Linked DNA regions of Homo sapiens: all the other regions are linked to region 1. Evidence: chromatin contacts called from ENCODE Hi-C or POLR2A ChIA-PET data. All regions are on one chromosome and are shown on one strand. The core of a region is the stretch at or near the end of the contact, and the rest is flanking DNA. Distances in the headings are between cores, read along the strand shown. Region 1 overlaps DEPDC1B (DEP domain containing 1B). Region 2 overlaps DEPDC1B (DEP domain containing 1B). Region 3 overlaps PART1 (prostate androgen-regulated transcript 1). Region 4 overlaps DEPDC1B (DEP domain containing 1B).

Region 1 (2,700 bases), core at 79-2,578:
ATGCCAAAGTCTGAGAATGAATCCTGAAACACTAAAAATCTCCCATTACATTATGTATTTGGAATGTAAGGTGGTACCCAAACCAATAGGAATACTTTGGTCCATTTTTAAAAGCAAAATCTGCATCAGATGTAGGAGGTATTTTGCTACAAGAGAACAGGAGCAAATCTTAAGTGCAAGGAAAAATCAGTCCAAGGAGTACTGTAAGCCAATTAGTGGGTGTTGCTCTCAGCTTTCTGGGTAATTGCGCTCAGAGGAAGACTTTCAGATGCTCCATAATCCAAGTGCACCACAATTTTACAAAAGGACAAAGCAATGCTAAAAAATTGGCAAAGTGCTCACCTAAAGACCAGTCAGTACAAAAGCCCAAATCTTACTTTTCATTTTCTCATAGAAATAAATGACTGATGAAGACCATTGGCAAAGGCATTTGAGGATGCTCTCTAACTGATCTAAATAAATGCCAAAAAAGAAACACGAGGTATGGCATTTTTAAAAAAAATAAGTTTATTTACATTTCACTTACTTTCAAAAGGATGAAAATATATTTATAAAGGAAGTAGTCTCATTTTATTTAACCCATTTGCATTTGACTTAGAATCAGAGGTCTAAGGGTACCCAAAGAATTTATCCAGTTCAACTTTCCATTTTTAGCTAAGACTGAAATTATACCATTGCAGGCAGATGAAAATCTACTCCACTTATAGGTAAACATCAACTAATATATATGTTATAAAAACACTAGCTTTAGTAAAATCTGTCATAACATCCAATAAATCTGCAATAAAAGACATAGCTATCACAATATAAGACATTAAAAAATTTATGTGCAGCAATAAAAACTGGAATTTATACAGGAGAAATGATAATTGGCTACTAAGTCAATAGCATCACAGTAACAGTACCCAGTGTCTTTCTTATTCAAGTATACACGCTATTTTTAAGACTTAAAATTAAGTCTTAAGGCTATAATAAAGATATCAGTAGCTAGGATGTATATACACAATTATTTAATAAACACCATGAAAAAGAAAGCACAGAGATAAAAATACCCTTAAATTCTGTAGCAATTACAAACATGTTAACATTATCACTATATATTTGACTCATAAATTTTAACCAATTTATACACTTTAAAACTAGCATTGAGTTTTATAAAAATACTAATGGCCAAACATTTTTAAAAACTAAGGCAATCTTTATCTATATTTCAGTAGTCTTTGTTTTATGCTTTTCTTTCTTCCACCACCAAAGTCTTTCTCCTAACCACCATTCACTCAAAACAACAACAGTGGTCTCTAGCACCTGTTGCTGTGGAAGTATTATTACATTCGAAAACTTCTAGTTCTTTGAAATGGTTGGAAAGGCTTCTTTAGTGCCCACATTAGCAGCTGTGGTTTCGGTTTGGGTTTTTCAGGAAACAGAAGTGCTGCACTTTCTGGTGTAGGAAATCGTTCTTGATAGACTTCAGGATAGGATTTCTGAAACTAAAAAAATGAATGGTCCAAGAAGAGTAAAAAAAGACACATAAAAGCCAATAAAATTTGGCAGCCAAATTTTAAGAGTTTCTGAGCCTGTATTTTCCTGTTTTTGTTTATTTTTGTTAAAACATTTCATTCCAATTTCTATAGAGCTAATCCATCTTTCCTTTGATCTAAGCTTCAAATAAGTTCCCCTTTTAATCATGTTTCTGAAAATTCCCCCCACTGCCAACTATAAATAGACCTCACTTTTTATATATTCACAAGTAACTCTGACTTCAAAATAACTTCTGTTCTACACAGTTAAATAAAATTTTGGCCCAATTACATTTCATCATTTCTCTGTTTCTCCAACTCAGCCCCACCAGCTTCTGCTCAAATGGAAGAGGGAATATTCTGGTGTATATTACTTTGTGAAAAGCTTAAAAGAGAGGCAGTATACTTTCTGTTGATCTTTACCACTAAACTCTCCTCCAAAATTACTCTGAGAATAATATGATCAGAAGCCCAGAACTCTGGTGCTCTGTGTGTAATCCCACATGTACGGTGTTCCCTGAATCCAACTATGTAGAGTTCAGTCTTTAAAAACAAAAACCACTCACCTGATCATGGATCAACCTTTATGAATAGTCAAAAGTAACATATTGTGAGTTAAAAACGATTCGCTGGAACCCTAAGCTGTGTTCCCTAACATAAGAGGAACTAAAAACTTGTACTGATACCTGAGGCAAGAAACTAATTTGATAGTGGCTATCTAAAACCAACGGCTTTTAAACTCTAAACATTTTACACCTGTGAATTCCATCTGATTTGCCTTTTGAAAACATGAAAAGAAATCCACCCTCACTGATAGCTTCTCTGAGATTAAAGCAGATGCTCTGCTAATTCACATCATGCCACATACCAAAACAAAGGACAAATATTAGAGAATAGCTCCAAAAATGAAGAGTTTGGCAATGGTAACAGATTTACACTGAAGAATAAAGATCTAGGATACTGACCACAAGTGTGTAAATCAGTGAGACTTCTAGAATGTATGAACTAATATACTTAGAAAACTGCTATGGCTCAGAAGATGAGATTTACATGAAGCCTATTAAAATAAAAAAAAAAACATAAAAACAGTAGGGAGGAGAAAAAATGGCTTATAAAGAATATCCTTTTACCTGCTTCAGTTTCTTCTTTTTCTCTTTGTTGGAGAGTTTGGCATCTGTTATGA
Region 2 (2,700 bases), core at 166-2,665, 36 kb after region 1:
GGGCACTGTGCCCTCTGCCTGAACCTGGGGCACCAGGGGCACTAAAAGGCCATCTGTCGGGGCAGCCCAGGCCACTCAGAGCACACAGGGCCACGGCGATGGCAATGCTTGGCTGGAGCACTCCATGCCCGTGTCCTGGAAGCCACTCCTCACCCCAAATCGGCTGCCAGGCATCATCCCAGGTGCTAGGATCATTGATGCCACCACCACAGGCACGCTGGGGAAAGGCGGCTGCTGCAAACTGAGCAGCAAGCCAGGCCACCTGCCTTGATTGGAGCCTGGTCCCACTCAGCCCCAAATCCTGCAACCTCCACCCATCTGGCCAGAGCGCCCCCTCTGCGAAGTCAGGCCCAGCGGCCACACGGAACTTTGCCCAGAATATCCAGCTCCTGCCTAAGAGCCATGGGTGCATCTGCCCCCACAAGACCAAAGCTGGACAGCAGTGGCTACTCCGACCTGGCCTCTGCCTTCTGCAGTGCCCAGCACAGGCCTTGCTTCAAGGGCCCATGGCCTCCGAAGTGCTCAGCACCCAGGGCCTTGGACATGTGACCACCAGGGACCACTGGCAAACTAGCAGGGGTCCCTCTAGGCTGGGTCCCTGGTACCACTTTATATAAGCCAGCCTGGGGAATGGAGACCTCCACAGCTGTGGGGATAATGCAGCATCCAGGTCTGGGATTTTAGGTGGCTGTGGTGGTGTTGGGGACAGGAGACTGAGGCAAGTTGCCAGTGGACTTCTGGAAGTGAAGAGAAGTCAGGGGAAATGTCTGTCCCTGTCCTTGTCCTGACGCCAGCAGAATAAGCCACAGGCTGGGAGATTCCTTTTAAAACCTGCATTATGCCCTCACCTAAGTACTACCACAATCATTTCCTTGAGTGCCTGCTGTGTGCCAGCTGCTGTGCCAAGCTCTTTGTGTGTATCTGAACTTCACAAAGGCCTTAAGGCAATAGTTAATAGCATTATGCCATTTCACTTCTGAAGAATCTGAGGCTAGGGGATAACTTGCCCACAGTGAGTGCAGAAGCCAGGACTGGAATCCATGTCTGCTTCTCTCTAGAGCCTGGACTCCTTACCCCTGAAGTTACTCTCCTGCCTTCTCTATGGTAGGTACTGTTCAGTTAGTGTTCACACTTTAACAAGAGGAGCTGGCCCTGCTGCCTTCCTTGCCTCTTCTCTCCTTCCTTACTCTGGTGACTTCCTCTGGCCAAGGAGAGGATCTGCAAGACTCTCTCTCTACTCCATGTAAAATGACTGGATTCTTGTGGAGAAACTGTGAAGTAGACTTGGGAAGCACACAAGAAAGCTATGCTGGAGGCTTGGGAAAAAAGAGTAGCTGTAGGCAAGTACTCCAATAGAAGCTCTGCCTTCACCGTGAGAACATGCCAGGGTTGGCCTGCTGGAGGGAGACATGTGGAGCAGAACTGAGTCACCCCAGCCAACCTCCAGACCTGGGAGGCCCCTACCAATAGCCTGCAGTCCTGGGAGTGAGCCCAGCTGAGACCTGAAGAGCTGCCCAGGCTAAATCACCAGCCTGTAGATTTGTGAGCTGAAAAGAGAAATGATAAAGAAAGTGTTCTTGGAATTCATTTCTGGCAGAGACTTGTGAGCTTTGCTTTCATTTGTTAGTGAAATGCTTGACATTTTTCCTTCACTTTACAAACATTATGTGTAAATTACTCAGAATCCTAATTGAAAGTAATTTCACATTAATGCAGGCTATAAAATACCATTTTATTTGAAACTATGCCTCAGAAATAGATAGTACAGGGCACCCCTTTACATTCGCAAATTATACCCACAAATCCAGGAAGCACAATGTTGGGTGTGTGAGACAGAGACTTAAAGCTACTACCAAGGAAAATGCAGAAGAGGCAACCATGGACAGGTATAGGCAAATGGCAGAGAGTGGCATGCAGTAGAGTCTGCAGCAGTGAAAAATCCAATTATGGGACGCTAAACTTTAAAAGCCAACTTTTGCACATCTGCAATCTCTGGGTGACCAGTACCCTTCTAAGAATTTAATCTGCCTAGACACCAAGCAAGGGCCAAGAAGGAGGAAACAGAAGCACTGGCATGCATGGTCTGAATGAGGAAGCCAAAGAACCCACTGTCTTATCAGTGTTTTTTCCTTCCAAGTCAGACACATACAGCAGACTTCCTTTGCAACCACTTGCTGACCATACATTATCTGCAATCGTGAATCTTGGAAATAAATCATTCCAAATGCTCTTAAAAAATAAAAACAAATAGGCCGGGCACAGTGGCTCATGCCTGTAATCCCAGCATTTTGGGAGGCCGAGGCGGGCGGATCACGAGATTAGGAGATCGAGACCATCCTGGCTAACACGGTGAAACCCCGCCTCTACTAAAAATACAAAAAATTAGCTGGGCATGGTGGTGGGTGCCTGTAGTCCCAGCTACTCGAGAGGCTGAGGCAGGAGAATGGTGTGAACCCAGGAGAGGGAGCTTGCAGTGAGCCGAGATCATGCCACTGCACTCCAGCCTGGGCAACACAGTGAGACTCTGTCTCAAAAAAATAAATAAATAAATAAATAAATAAATATAAAAATAAATAAATAAATAGCTTGTGTATTTAGTTACAGCCAGGTAATACCTAGGCATTTCCCTAAATTTCCACCTTTAATGAGTACCTAACTCCACTTTATTCTGACAATCTTGGTAGGCAGCAACAGTCATTA
Region 3 (2,700 bases), core at 26-2,525, 56 kb before region 1:
TTATCAAATATGAAATTCATATTTCTGTCCCTGTTTTCTGGCAAATTCTAAGGAGAAGGGTAGAAGACATATCTTTTGTCTGACCTTTTAAATGGAAATCCCAATATTTACAAGAGGTAAAAGGAATTTTGAAGTAAACATAAAGAGCAGCCTTAAAGTTGGGAAATGTCCTATCAGGGGAACATATATCCTGCCAATTAGTCATGGAAGAAGGTAGAACAATTACTTGACCTTTGCTTCAGTGGTTAGGGACCAGAAGAGCACCATGCAGACTATGTTCTTGCTGTGTATAACTGTTCCCTCCCTGTGAAACTTATTTCCCCCAACCCCTGCTTTCCGTTATGTTTGTCCTTTAGAATCTTTGGTACCAGCAGCATCAGCATCACATGGCAGCTTATTAGAGATGCAGAATTTTAGGCTCCTCCCCAAGCCCCAGAAGCAGCACAGGAATCTGCATTTAACAAGATCCCCAGATATTCATATGCACATAAAATTTGGGAAGCACCACTGTGGATCTCAGTTCAAGCACCAATTTGCTTCACTGATCAATCACATCAGGTTCCTGTTACGCATACTCATAAAATGATCCTTCAGAGCTCTCGCTCTGTAGCTGTGCATTTATTATGATAATTTTTTTCCTATTCCTGTGTATCTCTCTCACTAAACTAGTGTCAGGCTCTATGGCTTATCCCACAACCAATCAATAAATATTTGCCAAATGACTAAATGGATGTGCAAAATTCATATTTGTATCTGAGTATTTTTAAAGCCAGTTGGCACTGCCCATTCTCCTGCTAGTGGTCTCCCTGCCTCAGACTCATCCATGACTGCATCAGCCTTGGACTCCTCAGCCCAGCTCTCAGACTGGCCCTTCCAGAAGTGAGTGAGTAAATGAAGGAAAAAATGACATTGCTGAAAAATCCAAGAAATTTCATCATTCAGACCGCAGTTCCTCAACATCTCACATATCTGTAAATGCCACAGAGAGATTGTTTCCTGAGTGCTATTTTGGAAAATATAATCACGATTTTTGTGTGGGAAGAAAAGACACTCCCCACAGACATCAGAGCAGACACATCCCCCCAGCCCTAGTCCACAGAGGGTATATTGCAGGAAAGTCTTACTGAAAGAAAGAGGGGCTACAACAGGGCTGGATGGGTGCTGAAGATGCTGAACTCAGGCAATGGAATTGCTTTTGTCAGTTGCCCTCACCAGGTGTGGCTGTATGACTGAAATTGCCAGTCTCCCCTGCTGGTGGTAGGGACTGTTTTGATTAACCAAGTAGAAGGTGACGGTTTAAAACTAGTTTCCCAATTTGGGTAATTAAACCTCTGCTAAATATAGTAGGTTTAAAATGAATGTTCACAACATTGAAACAGAACATGCTAATTCTAAAAATACAGACTCCCTTGCTGTGAAAGACCTCTCAGGGGAGAACCGACATTGAAGCAAAACAATGATTTCATCCCTCCCGCCCACCATCCCCCAGCCTGTGAACCAATTTGTTTGAAGAGATGAGGCTCACCACACTACAGCAAAGGAACCAGAGCTGTTACCAGACACTAAGGAAACTAATCACAGAAAGTCAAAGGAAGAAAGGTTACAAGGCTGAAATTTCTTTTTGTGGGATCCTGTCCTGCACCAAAACAGGCCAACCAGCACTTCTTATGTCTACTCCATACAAGGTATATAAAACTCAAGTTAGTGGGGAAAGGAATTTTCATTAAGTCACTTAGAAATGAGAGACATGCAAATGAGAGAAACTGACTTTCTTTGAAGAAAGTGTAAACTTTCTAGGAAGCCTCTTTCCTGAATAATTAAATCACAGAGAACCTTGACTCTCTGTGGACTCAAAAGCAATTACACCCAGTTCTTAAACAGAGCTGTTCCCTCATCATAAAATCCCCTGTGCATTTCCCTCTGTATAACAACAAATGGTCCACAAACCTCCTTCAAAGAGTTGTCCTCACTTGGTGACTCCACTTCTCTCCCTGTTCTCTTTTATCTCATTCCAACCACAGAAAAAGCTTGTATTGAGGTCACATGCCTTCATGTTGCTCAATCCAGTGGTCAGTCCTTTCATATCAGCAGCATGTGACAAGACTAATGACTCCCTGCCTGAAAAATCTTCCCTTTTCATTCATTTGGCGTTTAGCCTACCATCCCCTCTTCTTTGTACTCTGACCTCAGTAGGGACGACTTTGCTGGAAAAGAAATTTAGAATTTGATTATGTGTGACCTAATCTCCAGTACCCATGTATTCTATTTTTGAAAGACTTGAATTTTCAATTATATTTGTAACAAAACCGTGTATGTGGAAATGATGGAATAACAGCCTCTTTTTTTCCAAGATGATATGTGCATCTTCAGACCTTTATACAGATGAGCTCTTTACCTCCATCTTCTAAAACTATTAATTAATCCAGAGAAGTGTGTTGCTATAAAATATTCTGTGAAGCATTTTCACTTATTTTTCTTTTCTTTCAAAGAAAACAATATGGCCCAGTTCCTGGCTTTTGAAGAACTAGAGAAAATCATCATCATTGGTGCCTCCAAGGCTCTTTGGTTGGTTCTGCAATCATAGGAACCCTTACCTGGTCTCCTGAGACATTCTCCTCTCTCCACACCATAGTACAACACCACCCACACACCTGATGGCAGAGCTTTTAGGTGAGCTTCTCCATCTTCTGGCTTAGAGTT
Region 4 (2,700 bases), core at 60-2,559, 55 kb after region 1:
ACCTAAGCAACAGGAAGAGGCCCTAGAAGATGAGATACTGCAAGGAAATAAACTGAGGTAAAGGAGCACCAAAATTCCAGATCTGCAAATAAACAAATATTCCTGGAGGTGGATTCTCTAGCCTCAGCAGCCGCAGCTGATGCCCACCTAAGCAACCTTCCAAAATTCCTGATCCACACAATTATGTAAAAACTACAATGGGCCGGCACAGTGGCTCACACCTGTAATCCCAGCACTTTGGGAGACCAGGGTGGGTGGATTGTCTGAGGTCAGGAATTCGAGACCAGCCTGGCCAACATCGTGAAATCTCGTCTCTACTAAAAATACAAAAATTAGCCGTGCATGGTGGCGTGTGCCTGTAATTCCAGCTACTCGGAAGGCAAAGACAGGAGAATTGCCTGAACCCAGGAGGCGGAGGTTGCAGTGAGCTGAAATTGCACCACTGCACCACTTCAGACTGGGCAACAGAGAGAGACTCCACCTAAAAAAAAAACAAAAAAAACAAAAAAAAAACTAAAAAAAACTACAATGGTTATTTTAATCCAGTAAGTTTGACATAGTTTTATTACACAACAGATAACTAGAAAAGAAATGTGTGGTATCTGCAACAGGATCGGGCAGTGAAATGGATGCATGAAGGGCCTCAGATGGACTTCTTAATAGAGGTTGAAAGAACAGTAAGGAAGTTGTTGTGAAACAGTATGGAAGGTGGAGAAAAAAATCTGTGTTGCACAGTGGCATAAATTTCAGTACAACTGTCACCTGTGGTAATAGGGAAACTAGAAAAGGTGGATCTGGTGAACAAATTTCCCAGGATGAATGATGAAAATGACAACTGGTTTCTTTTATAACAGCTGCAATAACCAGGTGTGGATTGTGCCAATTTAAGAATGATGAGGTGGATAAATTTGAAAAGAAGAGCTTTATTTCTCATAAAGGGTTTCAGCCTGTATGCTGGCCATCCCACAGGATGGGAAACAAAGCCTCCAACAGCAGCTGAGAGCAAGCACTTTGAGGGAGGGGTAAAGGGAACAGGAATTTATGCTGAGTGAGGTAGCCAAATATGCATATTTAATAAGCTAAAGGAAGAGTCATGAATATTTATGAAAGAAGAAATATGCACATGTGCAATTGCGCTTCATGCACCTTTCATGGGTTGCATGTTCAAAAAATGGTGGCATTAGCATGATCTGAAAATGGAGTTTTCAGCCCACTGATGTCAAAAGATGAAGCAGAGGACACAAAACCATCACCGTGTATCCTCCACCAGTCAGCCAAAACCGGTCTGGAGATGGTGGTCAGTTTTTAGCAAGGGATGTATTGTGAAATTGCAAAAAAAGTAGGAAGAGTCCAGTCACAGCCTCAGATGATTGGCTTAAGATGATAAAGCAATGAGTCATCTGTTTCTTGTTCTCCAGAGCTGGTTTCTGTTTATTTCTTAGGAAAGAAATCTGGTTAAAGGTTACTAAGGAAGGGACATACTGAGGCTTGTCCAACCCCCTATCCCATCATGGCTAGGAACTCAGTTTATAAGGTTTCTTTTTTGTAGAATCCTTTTTATTTATTTATTATTTCAATAAGTCTTGAGGGACAGGTGGTGTTTGGTTACATGAATAAGTTCTTCAGTGATGATTTCTGAGATTTTGGTGCACCCATCACCCGAGCAGTGTATACTGTAACCAATGTATAGTCTTTTATCCCTCATCACCCTCCCACCCATTCCCCAAGTCCCTAAAGTCTATCATATCATTCTTATGCCTTTGCATCCTCATAGCTTAGCTCCCACTTATAAGTGAGGACACGCAATGTTTGGTTTTTTATTCCTGAGTTACTTCACTTAGAATAATGGTCTCCAATTTCATCCAGATTGCTGCAAATGTCATTATTTTGTTCCTTTTTATGGTGGAGTAGTATTCTATGGTGTATATTTATACACACCATATTTTCTTTATCCACTCATTGATTAATGGGCATTTGGGCTGGTTCCATATTTTTGCAACTGCAAATTGTGCTGCTATAAACATGTGTGTGCAAGTGTCTTTTTCGTATAATGACTTCCTTTCCTCTGGGTCGATACCCAGTTGTGGGATTGCTGGATCAAATGGCAGATTTACTTTAAGTTCTTTAAGGAATCTCCATCCACACTGTTTTCCATAGTTGTACTAGTTTACATTCCCACCAGCAGTCTAAACGTGTTCCTTTTTTGCCACATCCATTTCAACATCTTTTTATTTTTAATGGTCATTCTTGCAGGAGTACAGTGGTATCACATTGCGGTTTTGATTTGCATTTCCCTCATCGTTAGTAATGTTGACCATTTTTTCATGTGTTTGTGGGCCATTCGCATATCTTTTTTTGAGAATTGTCTACTCATGTCCTTAGCCCACTTTTTGAAAGGATTGTTTGTTGTTATCTTGCTGGTTTGATTGAGTTCCTCGTACATTGTGGATATTAGTCCTTTGTCAGGTGCGTACTTTGTGAACATTTTTCTCCTACTCTGTGGGTTATTTGTTTACTCTGCTGATTATTTCTTTTGCTATGCAGAAGCTTTTTAGTTTAATTAAGTCCCATCTATTTATTTATTTGTCTTTGTTTTGTTGCATTTACTTTTGGGTTCTTGGTCATGAAGTCTTTGTCTAAGCCAATATCTAGAAGGGTTTTTCTGATGTTCTGCGATTTTTATGATTTCAGGTCTTATAT

Evidence for each region. A loop is a pair of places that touch in the nucleus more often than their neighbours do. ChIA-PET counts read pairs that join two places held with the same protein, here RNA polymerase II (POLR2A). Pooled maps may share reads with other maps.
Region 2: a loop to region 1 is called in a pooled map, with 2.4 times the contacts of the local background. The contact joins two enhancer-like sites. A Hi-C loop is called at or near these places in 2 of 168 maps with a recorded cell type or tissue (aorta and transverse colon), 8 of 37 single-sample maps with no recorded cell type and 8 of 50 pooled maps. POLR2A ChIA-PET finds 5 or more read pairs at or near these places in 1 of 52 experiments (RWPE1).
Region 3: a map of aorta shows a loop between it and region 1 (3-fold over the local background). The contact joins two enhancer-like sites. A Hi-C loop is called at or near these places in 4 of 168 maps with a recorded cell type or tissue (B cell, GM12878, aorta and 1 more), 20 of 37 single-sample maps with no recorded cell type and 10 of 50 pooled maps. POLR2A ChIA-PET finds 5 or more read pairs at or near these places in 1 of 52 experiments (OCI-LY7).
Region 4: a loop to region 1 is called in a map of aorta, with 2.8 times the contacts of the local background. The contact joins two enhancer-like sites. A Hi-C loop is called at or near these places in 3 of 168 maps with a recorded cell type or tissue (Caco-2 and aorta), 8 of 37 single-sample maps with no recorded cell type and 7 of 50 pooled maps. POLR2A ChIA-PET finds 5 or more read pairs at or near these places in 1 of 52 experiments (RWPE1).

What each region holds. Positions count from the first base shown.
Region 1 is chr5:60,596,428-60,599,127 of GRCh38, forward strand. DEPDC1B (DEP domain containing 1B) reads right to left here. Exons shown (of 11, transcript NM_018369.3): 10 at 2,648-2,700; 11 at 485-1,487. The coding sequence ends at 1,326. Among named protein-coding and RNA genes, the nearest start is that of DEPDC1B, 100 kb to the right of the region's middle. Within about 2 kb of position 1,329, at least 3 of the 41 ENCODE cell types and tissues checked have a DNase peak (open chromatin) inside an H3K27ac peak, as active enhancers do; they include B cell and GM12878, where a contact is called at or near this core.
Region 2 is chr5:60,632,141-60,634,840 of GRCh38, forward strand. All of the region lies in intron 7 of DEPDC1B (DEP domain containing 1B), which reads right to left. Among named protein-coding and RNA genes, the nearest start is that of DEPDC1B, 67 kb to the right of the region's middle. Within about 2 kb of position 1,416, at least 3 of the 41 ENCODE cell types and tissues checked have a DNase peak (open chromatin) inside an H3K27ac peak, as active enhancers do.
Region 3 is chr5:60,540,161-60,542,860 of GRCh38, forward strand. The region is part of intron 3 of PART1 (prostate androgen-regulated transcript 1); the gene reads left to right. Among named protein-coding and RNA genes, the nearest start is that of PART1, 54 kb to the left of the region's middle. Within about 2 kb of position 1,276, at least 7 of the 41 ENCODE cell types and tissues checked have a DNase peak (open chromatin) inside an H3K27ac peak, as active enhancers do; they include B cell and GM12878, where a contact is called at or near this core.
Region 4 is chr5:60,651,047-60,653,746 of GRCh38, forward strand. The region is part of intron 2 of DEPDC1B (DEP domain containing 1B); the gene reads right to left. Among named protein-coding and RNA genes, the nearest start is that of DEPDC1B, 48 kb to the right of the region's middle. RefSeq lists a silencer at 1,056-1,350. Within about 2 kb of position 1,310, at least 2 of the 41 ENCODE cell types and tissues checked have a DNase peak (open chromatin) inside an H3K27ac peak, as active enhancers do.